Regions from separate parts of the Homo sapiens genome. Here regions 2 and 3 are each linked to region 1. A link is an interaction called in ENCODE POLR2A ChIA-PET data of the cell type or tissue named here. Cell type or tissue: GM12878. All regions are shown on one strand. Region 1 has its middle 28 kb from the start of PIK3AP1. Region 2 overlaps LCOR (ligand dependent nuclear receptor corepressor). Region 3 overlaps LCOR (ligand dependent nuclear receptor corepressor).

The links. Peaks named below come from ENCODE experiments on the same cell type or tissue, not always from the same donor. Only the 100,000 strongest peaks of a DNase experiment are listed, where the experiment ranks them.
Region 2: POLR2A ChIA-PET joins it to region 1 with 6 read pairs; 2 of 35 experiments call an interaction of 5 or more read pairs at or near these places.
Region 3: POLR2A ChIA-PET joins it to region 1 with 5 read pairs; 2 of 35 experiments call an interaction of 5 or more read pairs at or near these places.

What each region holds. Positions count from the first base shown.
Region 1 is chr10:96,746,630-96,750,629 of GRCh38, forward strand. It overlaps the pseudogene RPL13AP5. Among named protein-coding and RNA genes, the nearest start is that of PIK3AP1, 28 kb to the left of the region's middle. In GM12878, no CTCF peak of the experiment used is centred here; a DNase peak (open chromatin) is centred at 1,602; H3K4me3 peaks cover 885 bases; H3K27ac peaks cover 1,378 bases.
Region 2 is chr10:96,920,635-96,924,634 of GRCh38, forward strand. The region is part of intron 4 of LCOR (ligand dependent nuclear receptor corepressor); the gene reads left to right. Among named protein-coding and RNA genes, the nearest start is that of LCOR, 90 kb to the left of the region's middle. In GM12878, no CTCF peak of the experiment used is centred here; no DNase peak of the experiment used is centred here.
Region 3 is chr10:96,848,837-96,852,836 of GRCh38, forward strand. All of the region lies in intron 2 of LCOR (ligand dependent nuclear receptor corepressor), which reads left to right. Among named protein-coding and RNA genes, the nearest start is that of LCOR, 19 kb to the left of the region's middle. In GM12878, no CTCF peak of the experiment used is centred here; no DNase peak of the experiment used is centred here.

The sequences.
Region 1 (4,000 bases):
CTCTGCCTGGTAACCAATGCTCCTGGACCAGTCACTTGGCATCTCTGACACTCAGTGTCCTTATCTGCAAAATGGTGTAATCAGGCATCCACCTCTTTGCATCACTGTGAGGACTAGGGAATGCGTGCTGAAATAGATGGTATGTAGAACGTGTTTCACAAACAGCAGCTATGACAACTATTCATATTTCGACTGCATGCCTCTTCAGAAGTAAAAGGCTTTTTTAATGATAAAAGAAAAAGTAATTCATGTTTATGGTAAAGAGTATAAAGCCACACCTTCCCCATCCCAAAAGATCCCAGACCTCATCCTTGAAGGTGGCTATTGTTAACAGCACCTTTTGTGTGGTTCCACAAATTTTCTACGCATTTGGAAGTATATATATATTCGTCACACAAATAGGATCATAGAAGTTCACTGCTTACTTTTTTCCCTAAGTAATTGTCCCAGTTGTGCTCCCCAGGAAGCAAACTCTGAGAAGGAATTAAGTGTGCACGGCTGGACATGGTGGCTCACACCTGTAATCCCAGCACTTTGGGAGGCCAAGGCGGGCAGATCACTTAAGCCCAGAAGTTCGAGACCAGCCTGGGCAACATGGCAAAACCCCATCTCCACAAAAAATACAAAAATTGGCCTGGTGCAGTGGCTCACACCTGTAATCCCTGCACTTTGGGAGGCCAAGGCAGGTGGATCACCTGAGGTCAGAAGTTCGAGACCAGCCTGGCCAACATGATGAAACCCCATCTCTACTTAAAAAAATACAAAAATACAAAAATTAGCTGGATGTGGTGGTGGATGCCTGTAATCCCAGCTACTCAGGAGGCTGAGGCAGAATTGGTTGAACCTGGGAGGCAGAGGTTGCAGTGAGCGGAGATTGGACCACTGCACTCCAGCCTGGGCAACAAGAGCGAAATTCCATCTTTAAAAAAAAAAAATAGAAAAATTAGCTGGGTATGGTGGTACATACCTGTAGTCCTAGCTATTCGGGAGGCTGAGGTGGAAGGATTGCTTGAGCCCAGGAGGTCGAGGCTGCAGTGAGCCGTGATCACACCACTGCACTCCAGCGCAGGCAACCAAGTGAGACCCTCTCTCAAACAAAAAAAAGCAATTATGTGTGTGCGATGCATGCTTACCAGGGAGTGCTCCTGGAAGCGCTGCCTGTGGAAGGAAGGACAGAGGGAAAAGTCCAGATGCTCAGACAGCCTGGGAGGTAAATGAACCCTCAGAAAGCCATGGGCCTTTCCATCCCCACTGCTGTCAGTGGACCAGCCTGGGCTGGGCATGTCCTTGGGCATCTTTGAAGGGGATGGCAGTAAAGGGCTGTCTGCTCTCCCTGCTCCCAACTGCCCTGGTGTGCTCCTGGCCAACTTGTCTAACTGCTGAAGACCCAGGCTCTGTCGGTGAGTCTGGCTTCACTAGGCTGTGTTACTTTTAAACCAGTTTTATGTGAGTTTTTATTGTCTGGGGAGAGTCACCATTACCTTTTCTTCTTCCCCTTTTGACAGCAGAACTTCTGCTTCCTCTTTGGCTGCAACCTGAGGTAAAAGGTTATGGGAAGGGAAAGGATGAAGCCCTAGACACATTTCTCTGACAAATATCGAAAACAGAAAGCAGATAAGGATTCCCATCTGGTAAAAGACAAGCACAAAGAGTCATTCACACACGTGACAATGGGCCCATTCTAGCCACTTCCCCTTTCAATAATCTTTTAGTATTTTCCTTTGTTCAGTACTTGATGAATCAACCACCAAGGTGAGAATTTGGAGCTGTTGCCCCATGGTCTGAAAGGGTCAGATGCCACTGCCCTGCCCAGGAAATGCCCACAGACGGGGCTGCCGTAAAACTCAGCATACTCTATGGACAACCCCACCCCTCACCCCCACTTCCTTCTCTCAAACTTAGGCACCCACTCATTCATAGAAAAGCAAAGATTCGCCTGGAAAACATAGCAAGACTCTGTCTTTACAGAAAATAAAAATAAATTAGCTGGAGCCAGGCGCAGTGGCTCCCACCTGTAATTCCCGCACTTTGGGAGGCCAATGCGGGCAGATCATTTGAGGTCAGGAGTTCAAGACCAGACTGACCAATATGATGAAAACCCGTCTCTACTAAAAATACAAAAATTAGCTGGGCGTGGTGGCGCACACTTGTAATCTCAGCTACTTAGAAGGCAGAGGCATGACAATCACTTGAACCCGGGAGGCAGAGGTTGCAGTGAGCTGAGATCATACCACTGCACTCCAGCCTAGGTGACAGAGAGAGACTCTGTCTCAAATAAATAAATAAATATAAGCTGGGCATGGTGGCATTCACCTGTGGTCCCAGCTACTTGAGAGGTGGAGGCAGGAAGATGACTTGCACCTGGGAGGTTCAGGCTGCAGTGAACTCTGATCATACCACTGCACTGCAGCCTGGGTGACAGAGCAAGATGCTATCTCAGAAAAAAAAAAAAAAAAAGAAAAGAAAGAAAAAAAGAAAGGCAAAGAGAAGAAAACAAAGAAAGAAAAGATTGGGAGAGGTGGACCGGGCTCTATTCTGGGGATGATGACCTTTGTGAAAGCAGAAGTTAGGCCTTAATCCACACTACAGGTAGAGATGCAAAATGGTACAACCATTTTGAAAATTAGTTTGGTAAGTTTCTTATAAAGTTAAATAAACAACACACGAGCCAGCCAGTCCACTCCTAGATAAATGAAAACCTGTATTCACACAATGACTTATACATGAATGTTCACAGCAGCCTTATTCATAATAGCTCAGGCTGGAAACAACCCAAATGTTCATCAGATTAAAAAACTGATATATTCTTACAACAGGCTGGGTGCAGTGGCTCACGCCTGTAATCCCAACACTTTGGGAGGCCAAGGCGGGCGGATCACTTGAGATCAGGAGTTCAAGACCAGCCTGGCCAACATGGCAAAACCCCGTCTCTACTGAAAATTAGCAGGCTTGGTGGTGTGCACCTGTAATCCCAGCTACTCGGGAGGCTGAGGCATGAGAATTGCTTGAACCTGGGAGGCAGAAGCTGCAGTAAGCCAAGATTGTGTCACTGCACTCCACCTATGTAATAGAGTGAGCCTCTGTCTCAATAAATAAATAAATAAAATAAAAATTAAAAATAAAAACATTCTTACAATGGAATACTAACTAATCAGTAATAAAAAGGATGCACTATTGATGTACACAAAACATGGATGAGGCCAGGTGCAGCAGCTCATCCCTATAATCCCAGCACTTTGGGAGGCCGAGGCGGGCGAATAGCTTGAGGTCAGGAGTTCGAGACCTGCCTGGCCAACATGGACCTGGTCTCTACTAAAAATACAAAAAGTAGCCGGACGTGGTTGCAGGCACCTATAATCCCAGCTATTTGGGAGGCCGAGGCAGGAGAATCTCTTGAACCAGGGAGGCGGAGGTTGCAGTGAGCCAAGATTGCACCATTGCACTACGGCCTGGGTGACAGGATGACACTCCATCTCAAAAAAAAAAAAAAAGTATGAGGTAGACCTGGCACGGTGGCTCACACCTGTAATCCCAGCACTTTGAGGGGCTGAGGCGGGAGGATTGTTTGAGCTCAGGGTTCAAGACCAGCCTGGGCAACATGGTGAAACACTCTCTCTATTAAAAAAAAAAAAAGAGCTTTCCCAAGCGGCTGCCGAAGATGGCGGAGGTGCAGGTCCTGGTGCTTGATGGTCGAGGCCATCTCCTGGGCCGCCTGGCGGCCATCGTGGCTAAACAGGTACTGCTGGGCCGGAAGGTGGTGGTTGTACGCTGTGAAGGCATCAACATTTCTGGCAATTTCTACAGAAACAAGTTGAAGTACCTGGCTTTCCTCCGCAAGCGGATGAACACCAACCCTTCCCGAGTCCCCTACCACTTCCGGGCCCCCAGCCGCATCTTCTGGCGGACCGTGCGAGGTATGCTGCCCCACAAGACCAAGCGAGGCCAGGCCGCTCTGGACCGTCTCAAGGTGTTTGACGGCATCCCACCGCCCTACGACAAG
Region 2 (4,000 bases), 170 kb after region 1:
CATATATGTGTATATATGTGTATATATGTATATATGTATATATTCATATATGTGTATATATGTTCATATATGTGTGTATATATGTATATATGTTCATATATATGTGTATATATGTATACACACACACACACACACACACACACACACACACACACACGCGCGGTGGGGGGGTGGTGGGCGGGAGACAGGATGTTACTCTGTTGCCCAGGCTGGAGTACAATGGTGCAAACACTGCTTGCTGCAGCCGTGACCTCCCGGGCACATGTAATCCTCCTGCCTCAGCCTCCCAAGCAGCTGAGACCACAGGCACTTGCCACCACACCTGGCTAATTTTTAAATTTTTTGTGGAGATGGGGCCTTGTCATGTTGCCCAGGCTGGTCTTGAACTCCTAGACTCAAGAACTCTTAGAATCCTAGAACTCCTAGGCTCATGCTGTCCTTCCTCCTTGGCCTCCCAAAGTGCTGGGATTACAGGTGTGAGCCACCACCCCCAGCCTATATGTTCTTAATATTAACCCCATATCAGATATATAATTTGCAAATTATCTCCCATTTTATAATTTATTTTTTCACTCTGTTGTGTCCTTTGATGCACAAAATTTAAAAATTTGATTTAATTCAATTTATCTATTTTTACTTTTGTTGTCTGTTCTTTTGGAGTTGTATACAGAAAATCATTGCCAGATCCAGTGTCGTGAAGCTTTCCGAACCCTGTTTTCTTCTAAAAGTTTTATAGTTTTAGCTCTTACAATTAGGTCTTCAATCTATTTTGAGTAAATTTTTATATACGGTGTACGGCAAGGATCCAGCTTCATTCTTTATTTAATTTTAATTTTTATTTTTTGGAGACGGAGTTTCGCTCTATCTCCCAGGCTGGAGTACAGTGGCACAATCTTGGCTCACCACAACCTCCGCATCCTGGATCCAAGCGATTCTTGTGCTTCAGCCATAAGAGTAGCTGGGATTACAGATGCATGCCATCACACCTGGCTAATTTTTTTGTATTTTTAGTAGCGATGGGGTTTTACCATGTTGGCCAGGCTGGTCTCAAACTCCTGGCCTCAAGTGATCCACCTGCCTTGGCCTCCCAAAGAGCGAGGATTACTGGTGTAAGCCACGGCCCCCAGCCCAGCTTCATTAGCAGCATGTGGATGACCACATTTCCCAACACCAGTTGCTGAGAAGAATTGTTTCTCCCATTGAATCGTGTTGGTACCCTTGTAGGAAATCATCTGACCACATCTGAGCGTTTATTTCTGGACTATCTATTTCTGTTTCATTAGTCTATGTGTCTGTCTGAATGTCTACTAGCACCACATTCTGGGAGGGATTACTGTAGCTTTGTAATAAGTTTTGAAATCAGGAGGTGTCAAACCCAGAATGTTTTTCTTTTTCAATATTGTTTTGGCAATTTGGGATCTCTTGAAACTTCAGGGTGGATGTTTTTTCTGCCAGAAATGCCATTGGGATTTTGATAAGGATTGCATTAAATGTGTAGATCATTTTGGATTGTATCAGCTGGCAATATTAAGTCTTTGCCTTTTTATTTCTTATATATTTTTAAAAATAAAATTTCCTAAGTTTTTTTTTTCTAAATTTAAAATCAACAACTATATATTTCGTTCTTCCTACATCAGAAGGACCAGCCACTGTGGGATCAATAAAGATGCTATAAGTGAAAGAAAGAAGTTTTGGCCACAGATATTATTTTCAAGGAATTTACAGTCTGTTGGAGGAGATTAAAAATAGAAGTAAATACACAAGTTAATGACTATTGCTGTCAGAATAGTAGAAAGTCCTATAGGAATTTAGAAAATGGCAAAATTACTCTCAACCAGGCTTTATAATGCGATTGCCTCAAATATGCAGTTGGATATTCTTGCATTTGTAATAGTCTTAGCCAAAGTCATTATGAAGAGCAGATTGAAATTCAGGGAACCTTCTGATTGAGATTGGGCTGAGCATGAATATTGGGAGTAGTATAAACTTTGAATTTCCAACCAATAGAGGCATAAAGAAATGCTTGCTATTGTCTGTGGGGGTGGTTTGCTTTTTTCGTTTAATGTTGTTAAAAACTATACATGTATAATGGATAAAACTATCAACAGCAAATGCTGATTATAGATACTGGTCAATTAACTAGTGTAATAGTAATAATAGCCATTTGCTGCTTACCCTTTAGGCTTAATTTCTATGAGCAGTAATATATATATTGACAAGAGTCATTTGTGGTAGGTTTGTACATTTTGAATGCCGTATTTAACTCTTCAAGTGTGTCTAGTGTCAAACTTTTTGGTTTTCTATTCATTAACTTGATAGTCTGCTTAACAGTCAGTGGTAACGTTGACATATGGCAAAGATTATATTAAGCACAATTCATACTTTATGTAAAAAGCAATAATTTAAGCAAAGTAAGGTTTTCTGTTAGATAATTGACCTTAAAGTGTATGGACATTTAAATGGTGGAGACATTTCCCCTAAGACTTGTTGGCATTTAAAGTAATAAGATGTAGGAAAGTGGCATTTAAATCAATGAGTTGCATCATGTCAGCTCTTTTTAGCTCATTGCTTGAAATGTCAGTAGCAGATATGGCTGTAGCTGTAGGCCCATGATCTGTCTATTCGGGGAGTCTTTGCTAACATAATTATTACAAAACCTGCATGTGTTCACACGCTTTTAATTCCCAAATTTTCTCTATCCTATAGTATGAATTTAAAACAATATTACCTAAATTTGGAGAATCCAAGCACTGAGTTTAGACAGGGGTGGCATTAAAATGTCATCCTATTGTCACACTTCTGCAGTCTAGGCCATCCTACCCTTTCCTATTGAAACTGCATTGTATCCTCTGTTTCCTCTCTTGAGGTCTTACCTCTCAAATAGAAAATAAGTAACACTATGTAAGTAAGCATCCTCCTCCTTTAATCTTATCACCCAAAACACATCTAAACTCACAAGGTGACAGATATTAGAGCTACAAAAGAAACTTTCGGAAATGTTCATCTTTATTGTTAAAAATTTAACCATATTAACTATTTATTGCCTTAAGGACTAGATTCCATGCTGACATAATTTTGTAGCTTTGTTTATTCAGTGATATCTTTGCTATTTCAGGGACCATTGGAGCTATTTCTGTTACAGTTCTTGGAGGAATCTTAACAGTTCTCTTTATCAGGGGTCAGCAAACTAAGACTTGTCACTAAATCTAGCCCACAGGCTGTTTTTATAATACCCACAAGCTAAAGAGTTGTAAGCAACTCAGAGTAAGCAACAGAGACTCTATCTGGCCTGTAAAACCTAAAATATTTACTCTCCGGCCCTTGACAGAAAATTGTGTACTCTGTTTTTAATATCTTCACCAGGTTCTCGAGATATTAAGAGAAGTCTGAAAGTCATTCACTTCCATATGCTGCTTTTATTCTCTTTCTCTTCATCCTCAAATCAGGTACCAGTACCTGTACCACAAGCAAATATAAGTTAATGGCAGGACGGCTGGGATTATGGAGGAGAAGGTGGAGGAGAAACAAAGGAAACTGGCTTGTGGGAGAAAAGTAGGGCTCCATCTTTGTCCACCTTACTTTTATTTTGAGACAGTTTCACTTTGTTACCCAGGCTGGAGTGCAGTGACGTGATCTCGGCTCGCTGCAGCTTCAACCTCCTGGGCTCAAGTCATCCTCCAGCCTCAGCCCCACAAGTAGCTGGGACTGCAGGCGTGTGCCTCTACGCCCAGCCAATTTGTTTTTGTTTGTTTGTTTGTTTGTTTGTTTGTTTGTTTTTTGTATTTTTTGTAGAGATGGGGTTTTGCCATGTTGCCCAGGCTGGTCTCAAAGTCCTGAGTTCAAGTGATCCACCCGCCTCAGCCTCCCAAAGTGCTGGGATTATAGATGTGAGCTACTGCGCCCAGCCACATTAAAAAATTTTTTATTTTGAAGTAATTTCACACTTACAGAAAAGTTGCAGGACTAGTACAAAAATACCTATATACCCTTCACCGAGATT
Region 3 (4,000 bases), 100 kb after region 1:
CTTTTTTGGATGATAACAGTTTTTCATTCACCTTTCTTCCTCATTTAATATATTTCTATCTTTTCTTTATACTTTTTCCTTGTTTTTGTGCATATAAAATAAATAGATCTATGTTTTTGAAACTATCAAGAAACTGAATTAATTTTTAAAAATAAGTGTATATGAGTTGAAAATGTTTTTTTTTTTTTTTTGAGACAGATCCTCTCTGTCACCTGGCTAATTGTCTTTTTTTTTTTTTTTTTTTTTTTTTTTTTTGAGACGGAGTCTCCCTCTATAGCCGAGGCTGGAGTGCAGTGGCACAATCTCAGCTTACTGCAACCTCCGTTTCCTGGCTTCAAGTGATTCTCCTGCCTCAGCCTCCTTAGCAGCTGGGACTTACAGGTGTGCACCACCACACCTGGCTAATTTTTGTATTTTTAGTAGAGACAGGGTTTCACTGTGTTAGCCAGGATGGTCTCGATCTCCTGATCTCGTGATCCACCCACCTTGGCTTCCCAAAATGCTGGGATTACAGGCGTGAGCCACTGCGTCCGGCCTAATTTTTGTATTTTTAGTAGAGACAGGGTTTTTGCCATGTCACCCAGGCTGGTCTTGAACTCCTGACCTCAGGTGATTGGCCCGCCTCGGCCTCCCGAAGTGCTGTGATTGCAGCCGCGAGCCACCACGCCCAGCCAGGTTGAGCGTCTTTAATCTGAAAATCCCAAATTTGAAACGCTCCAAAATCTGAAACTTTTTGAACACCGAAGTAACACCATAAGTGGATAATTACACTCGACCTTATGTGATGGGTTGGAGTCAAAATGCAGGTGCACAACATACAGTTTATTCAGTGTCCCCAAAGGGAAAAAACATCCTCCCGGTGCTTTTCAGCTGAGATACATCTTTTCTATATATGCCCAGATTGCCCCAAGCAAGTGTGCCCTCAAAGCGTAATAAGATGGCATGTGTGCAGACCAGATGTGTCAGTGGCAGGATCCCCATGATGCCCCATGATGGGACCAAGACCTCTGTGTGTCACTCACTTTTTTTTTTTTTTTTTTTTTTGCTTATTCTCTGCTCTCTGACGTGAAGATATTGTTGGAATTGTCAGAAAGTCCTGCAGATATCCCTGTGGGTAAAACAAATAAGAAAAAGGGAAAGCATTACTAGCAAAGAAAGTCAAGCTGTTGGAAAAACTGACAGTGATGTCTGAAATGTCTTACAGAAGAGTATGTTGTTGGAATGACCACTGTATATATGACCTGAAAAATACAGTAGGATAAATTATTAAAGTTCTAGGTTGAAAGTGATGGGCAGAAGTTAGTAAAAAATAGAAAAGCACTGCATGAAGCTGAAAATGACCTTGATTAGATCTTGAAAGAGTAGATCCATCAGCATCACAGTGAACACATGCCACTTACTGGTATGCTTGTCATGAAGCGGAAAGATCAAGGCCGGGCGCAGTGGCTCACGCCTGTAATCTTCGCACTTTGGGAGGCTGAGGTGGGAGGATCATGTGAGCCCAAGAGTTCAGTACTGGTCTGGACAACATAGTGAGACCCCATATTTAAAAAGAAAGATCAAGCATGATGAACTGAAAATTGAAGTGAACTGTGAATGTTCAACAGGCTGGTTGCAGAAATTTAAGAAGAGATATGGCATTAAATTATTATTTTTTATTTATTTATTTTTTTGAGACAGCATCTCTGTCACCCAGGCTGGAGTGCATGGTGTGATGATAGGTCACTGCAGCCTTGATCTCCTGAGCTCAAGTGATCCTCTCACCTCAGCCTCCTGAGTATGGGACTACAGGTACATGCCACCAGGTCTTGCTATGTTGCCCAGGCTGTTCTCAAACCCTTGAGCTCAAGCAGTCCTCTCACCTGTCTCCCAAAGTGCTGGGATTACAGGCATGAGCGACTGTGCTGGGCTTACTAAATTTTAAAAGATTTGTGTTGAACCATCTGCTGATCATGGAGCAGCAGAGAAATTTATTGACAGATTTTCTAGGGTCATCACTGATGACAATCTGATGCCAGAACAAGCCTGTAATGCTGATGAAACATCACTGTTCTGGCATTATTGCTCCAGAAAGATACTGACTACAGCTGATGCAAAGGCCCCTGTAGGCAGTAAGGATGCCAAGGACAGAATAACTGTTCTGGAATGTGCTAATAATGCAGCAGGCATGCATAAGAGTAAACTTGATGTAATAGGCAAAAGCTTGTATCTTTGCTGTTTTCAAGGAGTGAATTTCTTACCAGTCCATTATTACGCTAACAGAAAGGCGTGGATCACGAGGGACATCTTTTCTGATTGGTTTCACAAGCATTCTGTACTACTGCTCATGCTTACTGCAGGGAAGCTGGACTGGATGATGACTGCAGGATTCTTTATTCCTTGATAACTGTTGTCATCCTCCAGCTGAAATTCTCATCAGAAATGTTTATGCCATGTACTTTTCCCCAAATGTGACTTAATTCAACCGTGTAACCAGGGTATCCTTAGATGAATGAAGAGTAAATAAAATAAGATTAAACACGTTCTTCAGCAGCACACTAGCAGCAGTGAACAGAGATGTGGGTGTGGAAGCTTTTCAAACGAAGTTTTAGCATGAAGGATGCCATGAATCAAGATGATTGTGATTATAGTGACGATGAAGATGGTGATGTTAACACTGCCGAAAAAGTGCCTGTGGATGACGTGGTAAAATCATGTCAGTGTTTAAAATCAGAGAGAGAACATGGTGAAATCATGTCAGTTTATGAAATTGAAGAAAGACTTCTAAGACAGAAAATGTTGTGAATGAGGCAGATGACTCTGGAGCAAACATTTTAAAAAAGCCATCCAGAAGAATTCCTCCACATTCTTAGAGGATCCACTTCTGGGTCTCTCAACTGCTTCTGATGTTTCTTTTCACCCCCCAAAATAAATACAGTGTTCAGTAATTTTTCAGTGAGAACATAGCATTGTAGATGGAGACTGAAAGCCTGACGTTGTTGTTGTTTAACAGTTGATTCAGGTATTCTGGTGATGCTCCTGTGCTCTTAGTTACCCCAAACACATTATTTTCTCACGTATTAATGGTATGTCATATTTTTTAATGTTAAGTCCTTATGTGTGAATAAGTGTAAGAATAAGGTTGCTTATTGGTAGCATATAAATTGAGAGTCAGGAATGATGCTAATGCCACACAATCATACATTGTCCACATGGGTGGCTGAGAAGGTGACATCTTGGTTTCTGATGCTTCAATGTATACAAACTTTGTTTCATTCACAAAATTTAAAAAATATTGTATAAAATTACCTTTAGGTTAGGCCAAACACATTGGGTCATGCCTGTAATCCCAGCACTTTGGGAGGCTCAGGTGGGAGGATCGCTTGAGCCCAGGAATTTGAGACCAGTGTGGGAAACATAGTGAGACTTTGTCTCTACAAAAAATTTTTAAAAGAAATTAGCCCAGTCTGGTGGCGCATGCCTGTAGTCCCAGCTGTTTGGGAGACTGAGGTGGGAGGATTGCTTGAGCCCAGGAGGCGGAGGTTGCAGTGAGCTGAGATGCACCACTGCTCTCCAGCCTGGGTGGCAGAGTGAGACCCTATCTCAAAAAACAACAACAAAAACCGACAAATTATCTTTAGGCTATGTGTATAAGGCACATATGAAACGTAAATGAATCTTGTGTTTAGACTTGTGTGCCATCCCCAAGATATCTCATTATGTATATGCAAATATTATAAAATCTGAACAAAATCCTAAACCTGAAACACTTCTGGTCTGAAGTATTTTGGATAAGGGATACTCAACCTGTATATCTATTTTATTCTAGGGAAACAGGCTTCTTCAGAAGCCCATGGAGATAGAGCTCCATGAAGTAGAAGCAATGGTAGAAGTAGAAGCAATGGTGGTGGTGATAGTTAAGGGAGTGAAATTAACTAGAAGGAGAGTTCCATGATGAAATATAGTCAGTAAGTCTTTTTTTAGTGACTATTTTGCCTCTATTTTTGTATCATTGTTTATA